2 separate regions of the Homo sapiens genome follow, and region 1 is linked to region 2. A link is a loop called in an ENCODE intact Hi-C map of the cell type or tissue named here. Cell type or tissue: PC-3. All regions are shown on one strand. Region 1 overlaps PCCA (propionyl-CoA carboxylase subunit alpha). Region 2 has its middle 45 kb from the start of PCCA-DT.

The links. Hi-C counts contacts between places; a loop is a spot of excess contacts. Peaks named below come from ENCODE experiments on the same cell type or tissue, not always from the same donor. Only the 100,000 strongest peaks of a DNase experiment are listed, where the experiment ranks them.
Region 1: it touches region 2 in a loop (4-fold over the local background); 1 of 110 quality-filtered maps calls a loop at or near these places.

Annotation. Positions count from the first base shown.
Region 1 is chr13:100,154,207-100,159,206 of GRCh38, reverse strand. PCCA (propionyl-CoA carboxylase subunit alpha) reads right to left here. Exons shown (of 24, transcript NM_000282.4): 5 at 4,115-4,228; 6 at 1,867-1,920. Among named protein-coding and RNA genes, the nearest start is that of PCCA, 68 kb to the right of the region's middle. In PC-3, no CTCF peak of the experiment used is centred here; a DNase peak (open chromatin) is centred at 2,186; H3K4me3 peaks cover 275 bases; H3K27ac peaks cover 1,117 bases.
Region 2 is chr13:100,041,236-100,046,235 of GRCh38, reverse strand. No RefSeq gene overlaps it. Among named protein-coding and RNA genes, the nearest start is that of PCCA-DT, 45 kb to the left of the region's middle. In PC-3, a CTCF peak has its summit at 3,084 (motif pointing left); no DNase peak of the experiment used is centred here.

The sequences.
Region 1 (5,000 bases), 110 kb before region 2:
AGGCAGAATAGCTTGAACCCAGGAGACAGAGGTTGCAGTGAGCCGAGATCATGCCACTACATTCCAGCCTGGGTGACAGAGCAAGGCTATGTCTCAAAAAAAAAAAAAAAAAAAAAAAAAAAGGCAGCATTTTTTTAATAACTGAAAAAATGCATAAACTGTATATAATATTATATATAATATATAAAATAAATAAATGTATTAACTGTATAGGAATAAATGTATAATACTGGCACCACATCACTTATCCTACTCATATAATTTGGATTTGGATATTCATTTATAGCAGGAGTTCCCAAACTTTTTGTATAAAGGACCATAGAAAAAGTATTTTAGGCTTGATAGGCCAAATGGTCTCTGTCACAACTACTCAACTCTGCTGTCACAGGACAAAAGCAGCATAGACAATGCATAAATGAAAGAGCATGGCTGTGTTTCAATAAAATTTTATTGACAAAAACAGGCAGCAGGCTGCATTTGTCCTGTGGACTGTAGTGTGCCGACCTCTCATCTATACGGACTTAAATGTAATACATTACATTATATATATACACACATACACATCTAAATTTAAGTATTATATTCAAATAGTTTTTATAATAACAGAATCTTGGTCAAAATTCCAAGGAAGATAAAAAATAAAAAGGGATATAAACAAAAAAATGTAGATATGCTGCATAAAACCTGGGAAACTGGAACCTCTGGATGTGTCCATGTAATTTGCCCCCTCAGGATATCTCTTTAGGCCTTAGTTTTGGACCCACAAAGCAAGGTGGTTCAAATAGACAATTCTGTGATCTTAATAATTGTTTCAAGTTAAAGTTATAGATTTTAAGTGGAAATTCCATCTAGAAAATAACAACATTCACAAATAATTTCCAATCCGTGGAAGAACAGAATACGAGTACAGTTATGCTCCACAGAATATTTCAATGAGGCACCACACGTATGACAGTGGTTCCATAGATTCTAATACTGTATTTTTAACTGTATCTTCCCTGTTTACATGTTTAGATACACAAATATCTACCACTGTATTACAACAGCCTACAGGATCCAGTACAGCAACACGTATAGGTTTGTAGCCTAGGAGCAATAGGCTATAACACACTTAGCCTAAGTGTGTGGGAGACTCTACCATGTAGATTTCTGTAAGTAGACTCTGTGATGTTCACACAAGGATGAACTCGCCTAATGATGCATTTCTCAGAATGTATTCACGCTGTTAAGCAACACATGACTGTATGCCACAGAAACAAGTATAACATATTAGAATAAATTAAGATAGTACCTGGCATAATTGATCTAATAACAAACATATGTACAAACATTAATCAAAATCATATTCTAGTACCTAAAAAATAAGGTTTCAGTACCATCTTGAATGAAGTTATAAATATACCTGGAAAAATCAATTTAATAACAAACATACGTTAATTCACCTAGCTGGAAGGGGACATTTAGATCATTAAAAACAACTTCACCCAAAATAGAGGCATTGGTAAGATTTGATATTAAATGCCACAAAATAATTAAATCACTACAATAACTCACTAAACTCCCTAACATATTTACAGTTAAAAATCTGAAGTTTTTAACTTTAATTCAAATATCATGCAGTATATAATAAACCAGGTATCATTCATTCAGTGTAATGGTGATTTTGTAAACTTTTCTGTTTTTATAATTACTCTTCAAATAAACAGTTGAGTTTCAGACTAAAACCACTTCACTTGTCACAATTTTCAAAGAACTGCTGGGTTAATTAAAATTCTATAATCCATCACTACCCACATTTACAAAGCCATGCTACCACACTGCTTTCTGAAAAAGAAATGAACAGTTTCTGGTTCATTACCAACTTACCAAACATCTGGCAAATTCTTTGTTTTCTGAAAGGAATCCATAACCTGGATGTACCTTAGAAATGAAAGCAAAAAGCACTTTCAATTTTATCATATTGCAAAAGCTTTATAAGCAAAATGTACAGTGCATTTATGTATTAATATTTACTGTTCAAGAGCCCTTGAATAAGTACACTTCTCTTATACACTGATCAGTTCTAACTCACATTTCTAGGATCAGAATCAAATTCCAAGAAACTGCCTCTTATATTTACTTTCTCCACACTCCCTTTGTCCTAACTGATTCATTTTCCACACACTACCTTTGTCCTAACCACAATGGGGAGTATATGCCCACATAGCTTCCTGCCCACTGGCATTTGTCTACACTATTCAACAAAACTCTCTCTCCTTTTCCTGAGGCTAACTTTGCCCACAATTCTGGAGAATTTCACAATGGCTGGTGCATCAAAGAATTATGTAAAAGGAACCTTGGCAAAGATGGATGAAAAACTCTAAATTCTCCTTTCTTTACAGTACTCACGAACTGGTAATTTCCAAAACCCAGACTACTAGGACAGCTAACACATTTTATTCCTGATGGCATTAATAATACTCGGCAACTACCAACAAGCCGTTTCTATCAAACTGAACTAAAATGGAGGTGTGGTTTTACTTTTATTTTGTGCTCTGAATTTTTTTTCTTCTAATGTCTACTCTTCTTTCCTTCCTCACCCCAAACTTTGCCATCCACAACTACTTTATACTATCCTCACCCACAAGCCACATTGCTACAATCTACCAGCCTGATCCAATCAAGTAATTTTTGGCTCTCCCAGACTGGCCAAACATAAATTTCGCCACTTCAGTATCAGCCAGTGTTGAACATACTTCTAGTAAAATAATTCTGCTAAAAAGAGAGTCAAATTTCTAAAGGAACCAGTATCATAATCCAGAAATAGCTACGTATCAGCGACTTTTAAATGCTGAACTCGGGCTGGGCACAGTGGCTCCTGCCTGTAATCCCAGCAGTTTAGAAGGCTGAGGCAGGCAGATCACCTGAGGTCAGGAGTTCAAGACCAGCCTGACCAACATGGTGAAACCCCTTCTCTACTAAAAATACAAAATTAGCTGGGCATGGTGGCAGGCACCTGTAATCCCAGCTACTTGGGAGGCTGAGGCAAGAGAATCGCTTGAACCTGGCGGGACAGAGGTTGCAGTGAGCCAAGATCACGCCATCGCACTCTGGCCTGGGCAACAAGAGCGAAACTCCATCTCAAAAAACAAAACAAAAAAAAAGCTGAACTAAGCTTTATGAGCATGGTACAGAAGAATTTAAACTACTGTATCAGAGAAGAAGAGTTTTCATTCCACCAACTTCATTTTATCAACACTCAACTACATATTTATTTTGGCAAGCTATAGTTAAAAGGTTAAAGTGTTTTACCTTCACTAACTGTGCTAATAAACTGTAAACATCTATAATATGGGTTCACGAATTAGGCTTTTTATTTAAACATTCATCTTACTAAAACATTTCTTTCAAAAGAAATGTGAGCGCTAATTGAAGCGCTCCAGGCTTAATTGCTGGTGTTGGATGTTTCCATCCAGTTTTAGAGATAACTTTGCATAGTTTTTAACACTATATATAATTAGTTCTGATAATTAAAAAAAGAAAAAAGAAAATAGAAGAAAAAACACTGTTTCTGATATCAGAAATCATTTTTTTCCTTGGATTCCACTCTATTCAAACAGAACTGGGGGTGGAGAGAATGATTTATCCTTGTAAATTATGAGCATTCTACTGACATTAACAAACTAAAATAATTACCAAATGTGCTGTTTTTATTTCTGGAAGTGTACTAGGTATAAGTAATTTTTAAATTATTAAAATGGAATTTGAACACAGTCTTTGGATCCTGTTTATAACACAGAATTTTTTAAAATGCTCTTATTACACGGAAAGGGTTAATACTCAAAACTAATTGGGATTTCTTTTTTCCTAGCAAATTTGGAAATGAACTGAAACTGCTCCCTGGTGTGAAAGCTGAATCCAGCAGCCACCTGCAGGATCAGCAACCAACACTGCCAGATGCTACAAAGCCTTTGATTTCCAGTAGCGAATTCGACCACATTTAACTCATGTGACATGAACTAACTGCAACAGCATTTTCAATCATTCTTTCCTATTTTTTTTTTTAAATACAAACTCTAGCTTTCTGCTCACTACATATGAAACAGCTGCAGTAGATAGATTCATTCAGACTCACAGCTTGGGCCCTGGTTTTCTTAATGGCTTCCATGATGGCATCCATGTTGAGGTAGCTTTTACTGGTGGGAGCTGGGCCAACACAGACAGCCTCATCCGCCATTTTCACATGAACCTGAGGAGACAAATTTCTGCATTAACAGATGCGCCCAGCAAAAAGAATTACCATCATCTGCAAATACACACAAAATTGCAAATCTGATTGTTCTGCCTATCATTTATAGAGTCGTATTTCTTTTTGAGTATGCACTAAAAAGCAACAATGCAACAAATAAACTCAGGAACTCTATTAACCATGATTTCATTTATTACAGCCTAATTCATTGTCTAACCAAATAATTTCCATAATATCCCCTATCTCTTTATGTAAAATCACAGCAAACAATTTTAGCTTCCTATTCCGTTCATCAATACATAAATTTGATATCAAAAACTACCTTGTTACATGTAGCCAGGGTAGCCCAATATTTTAATAAAGAGCACTCATGCCCAGTTCTAAGCAAGCTCCCCAGGAAGTTGGGATAATTAGAGGGACTGAATGGAGGGATGCAGTGAGTGTCCCTGCACAGCATCAGGTCAGCACCAGGCACAAATTAAAGCCTAAGACGAAAGAAAGAGTTCAATATCACAACACATGAACCAGAAAATCTTGAGAATCATTTAAATACTCTCACATTCAATCTTCATCCATTTTACATTTATTCCTAAAAGAAATGATATGTGTATTAAGTTCTAAAGCTACTCAAAATTCAGGAATGTATGCTCCATTTTTAAGACTACTCACTCTATAATGTTTAAATCTATTTATTTTGCATAATAGAAGCTAAGCATTCAATATGAAAAAGAGTAAACTGCTTAGTTCTAAAAGGAGTCTATTCTTTTTAACT
Region 2 (5,000 bases):
TAAAGAAATATTAGAACAACAAACATTAAACATGTAAGGTTTACCTGTAAGAGGAGAAGTACAATTGGGTGGATGGATACAGATGTGAGGAGATTTCTCATAATGCATACTTTTCATATCATTTTTATTTTGGGTCATGTAATGCACTATGAATAAATTCTTCAAACAAGTAAATAAATACAATTTATCCAGATATGTTTTTACTCTGCCCCTCAATGAATACTCAAGGAGTGGCATGACTTTTCAGATCATTCTTACGTGATTAAAAGTCTCGTAGTTAGTTTGATTCACAAACGTAGTCTCAATTTCATTTTAAATAAAAATGTTTGATCCCATAAAATAATGCGCTGCAAAGTTAATTGAAGGTAGATCTTGTCCTCTCCCACGGATGGGGTCTGCAGTGGGGTAAGCCCGTTAGTGCCAGAAGGGAACACGGTCCTTTCTCCCCTCAAGCTGCTACCCTGCCTACTGTGATTTTACTAACCTCTCTTTCTGACCTGGCCTTCTCCACACAGAGGAGGACAGCAATGTTCTTATTCTACCCATAAGGTCATGAGATGGTTTCATGCTTTCTGGGCTTGCAGAAATTGAAAGCTGACTCTTTCTCTTTTGGAGTCCTTTATAGCAGAGGTCCCCAACCCCTGGGTGGCAGACTGCTCTCTGTCAGTGGCCCGTTAGGAACCAGGCCACACAGCAGGAGGTGAGCAGAAGGCAGGAGAGCATTACCTCCTGAGCTTCACCTTCTGTCAGATCAGCAGCAGCATTAGATTCTCATAGGAGTGCAAACACTATTGTGACCTACACATGTGAGTGATCTAGGTTGTGTGCTACCTATGAGAATCTAATGCCTGACGATCTGCGGTGGAACAGTTTCATCCTGAAATCATCCCCCCACCCCTCACCCACCCCATCCATGGAAAAATCGTCTCCAAAAAGGTTGGAGACCACTGCTTTATAGGTTCTTAGGAGATGTCTCCCACAAATCATCGTCAGACTCTCACCTGCAGTTCCCTTGAACAGAAAAAAATGCACTCTATTTCAAGGACCTTATTCATTCCTAACCACTAGGAATTCAGTGAGTTTCTGCCAGCTTCTCCCCTGCTAGGCCTGTTCACCCTTTCAGTGGCCTTTGAGTCAGATTATGAAATGGCCCGAAACAGGCTGTCTTTTCATGGGACAGATGTTGCACTCCAGCCTAGGTGACATTTTTATTTAAAATGAAATTGAGACTATGTTTGTGATTCAAACCAACTATGGGACTTTTAATTAAGTAAGAATTCCCATGACATCTGGTTCATGGGAAACACTTAAGCACTCGTTGCCTAACAAACTCTGGAATAACAGGCTAATTCCAATCTACTAGTAACTCTCCTCTGTTCCACCTCCAAGCTGCAAGGCAGCCCTTCTCTCTCTTTTTTTTAAGGCAGAGTTTTGCCCTGTCGCCCAGGCTGGAGTGACCTTAGCTCACTGCAACCTCTGCCTCCTGGGTTCAAGTCATTATCCTGCCTCAGCCTCCCGAGTAGCTGGGATTACAAGCAGCCGCTACCACACCTGGCTAACTTTTGTATTTTTAGTAGAGACGAGGTTTCACCATGTTGGCCAGGCTGGTCTCGAACTCCTGACCTCATGATCCACCCACCTTGGCCTCCCAAAGTGCTGGGATTACAGCCTTTCTCTTAATGTCAAGATTTCCTCCATCCTGGCTAACATGGTGAAACCCCGCCTCTACTAAAAAAATACAAAAAATTAGCCAGGCATGGTGGCGGGCACCTGTAGTCCCAGCTACTCGGAGGCTGAGGCAGGAGAACGGCATGAACCCGGGAGGCGGAGCTTGCAGTGAGCCGAGATCACAACACTGCACTCCAGCCTGGGCAACAGAGTGAGACTCCGTCTAAAAAAAAAAAAAAAAAAAAAAAAGATTTCCTGGCCGGGCGCGGTGGCTCACGCTTGTAATCCCAGCACTTTGGGAGGCTGAGGTGGGCGGATCACGAGGTCAGGAGATCGAGACCATCCTGGCTAACACGGTGAAACCCTGTCTCTACTAAAAATACAAAAAAAAATTAGCCGGGCGTGGTGGCGGGCGCCTGTAGTCCCAGCTACTCGGAGAGGCTGAGGCAGGAGAATGGCATAAACCCGGGAGGCGGAGGTTGCAGTGAGCCGAGATCGCGCCACTGCACTCCAGCCTAGGCGACAGAGCGAGACTCTGCCTCAAAAAAAAAAAAAAAAAAAAAAAAAAAAATGTCCCCAGGAGGAATCAGACATTAGTGAACTGTGACCTGATAAATAAATTAAGAGAACACATATTAAGCTTTCCAGTTGGTCTTATTGAAGCCTTTCTCTTTTAACTTCAGATGAGTGGGAAATAAAGTGTCTACTTCTCTACATTAGAGGAGAGTAGGCTTCAAAGCCCATCAGCAGCTCTTGCCAAAGAAAGCCTTGTAAAAAATTCCTCTCTCTTAAGAGTGAAGACACTGCACAACACCTTAGTCAGATTATCAAAATGAATATCAATGATGAGAAACAGACATATTGGTGCACCTAAAAATGTGATACTCTGAGAATATATCATTTATGTAGCATTTTAATTAAGAACACATAACCTGAATATTATCATGAGAAAACTAAAAATGAGAATCATTCTTGTTAAAAAAGAATCAGATATCATTGTCATAAAGGACAAAGAAAAGCTCAGGAACTGTTCCAGACAAGAGACTAAAGAAACAACAACTAGGCCAGGCACAGTGGCTCAGGCCTATAATCCCACCAATTTGGGAGGCCGAGGTGGGCGGATCACCTGAGGTCAGGAGTTGGAGACCAGCCTGACCAACATGGAGAAACCCCACCTCTACTAAAAATACAAAATTAGCCGGGCATGGTGGCACATGCCTGTAATCCCAGCTACTTGGGAGGCTGAGGCAGGAGAATAGCTTGAACCCAGGAGGCGGAGGTTGCCATGAGCTGAGATCGCGCCATTGCACTCCAGCCTGAGCAACAAGAGCGAAACTCTGTCTCAAAAAAAAAAAAAAAAAGAAAAGAAAAAAGAAACATAACAACTAAATGTGATATGGATACTGCAACCTCTAGTGGAGGACAAAACAAATGCTATAAAGAACATTATTTAGGCAGTTGACAAATTGGAATGTGGATGGTAGATTATTTTTAAAAGTATCGTTTCAATGGGAAATTTCCTGACATTGATAACTGTACTGTGACTTTCTAACAGAATGTCCTTTTTCTTAGGAAATATACAAGGAAGTATCTGGAGGCAAAGGGGCGTGATGTATGTAGTTTATTCTTCAATAGTTTAGAAAAAAATATATATATGTTGACAGAGAAAGAATAAATCCCTAACAATAAGCAAATGAAATAAAATGTTAACAGTAAGTAAATCTGGATAAAAGGTAAATAGGTAAGGCTGGGTGTGGTGGCTCACGCCTGTAATCCCAGCACTTTGGGAGGCCAAGGCGAGCGGATCACGAGGTCAGGAAATTGAGACCATCCTGGCTAACACGGTGAAACCCCACCTCTACTAAAAATACAAAAAATTAGCAGGGTGTGGTGGCCAGTGCCTGTAGTCCCAGCTACTCGGGAGGCTGAGGCAGGAGAATGGTGTGAACCCAGGAGGTGGAGCTTGCAGTGAGCCAAGATCATGCCACTGTACTCCAGCCTGGGCCACAGAGCGAGACTCCATCTCAAAAAACAAAAAACAAAAAAAGGTAAATAGGTATTTCTGATATCATTCTTACAACTTTTCTGTAAGTTTGAAATCATTTCCAAATAAAAATGTTTTTATTTAAAAAAAAGTCTGCTCTCTCTCTCTTATTCAAGAATATGATTCATATGTATCCCTGATAAAGGTAAAGGGACCAAGAGTCATACAATAATAATGTCTTCTATTTAACCATTTCAATATGAAAAAAATTATACACAAATAAAAAAGTGTATATTATGAACACACAGCTTAGAAAATAACAAACACCTGTGTACCGAGGATGTAGCTTAGAGAGAGAACATTATCAATACTTTGACACCCTTCCCCCACATCATGCTTTTTCCCAGTCATCATTCCACCCGAGGTAATTACGATCCTGAATTTTATAATAATTGTTCAATCATTTTCTTCAGGGATTTATGACATATATATGTTGAGCTTAACAATGTATAATTTAAATGTGCCTGTTTTACATTTGATACAAACAGAATATTGTTTACTCTTCTGTGACTTACTTTTTCCATTCAATATTACATTTTTTAGATCATTCTTACTAATGAGAACAGCTAAGGCACATTTATTTTCATTGCTAAAAAACAGATCAATGTATGACTATACTGTTATTTATTTATTTATTTATATTATTTATTTTTTTGAGACGGAGTTTCACTCTTGTGGCCAGGCTGGAGTGCGATGGCATGATCTCAGCTCATGGCAACCTCCGCCTCCTGGGTTCAAGCGATTCTTCTGCCTCAGTCTCCCAAGTAGCTGGGATTACAGTCATGTGCCACCACACCCAGCTAGTTTTATATTTTTAGTAGAGACGGGGTTTCTCCATGTTGGTGAGGCTGGTCTCGAATTCCCAACCTCAGGTGATCCGCCTGCCTCGGCCTCCCAAAGTGCTGGGATTACAGGCATGAGCCACCACGCCCGGTCTGATTATACTGTAATTTATTTATCTAGCTTACTATTGATGAACATTTGTGTTGCTTCTGTGTTTCTGTCCTTATTAAACAATGATAGTATTAACATTCTTGCACTTGTCTCTTGAGGAGAATGAGCCTTCTCTAGGTTATGGAAGTTTCTTCATATTCCTAGCTTATTTAGATTGGGCTTTTTTTTTTTTTACTTATTAAGATGATCATATGGTTTTCAATACTTTATCCTCTTAATCTAGTAAATGGCATATATTATTAATAATGACAATAGAATTGATTTTTGAACATTACACTTTACCTTACATTCGTGGGTTGAGTCCAATTTGGTAATGATGTATTTATCATTCTTA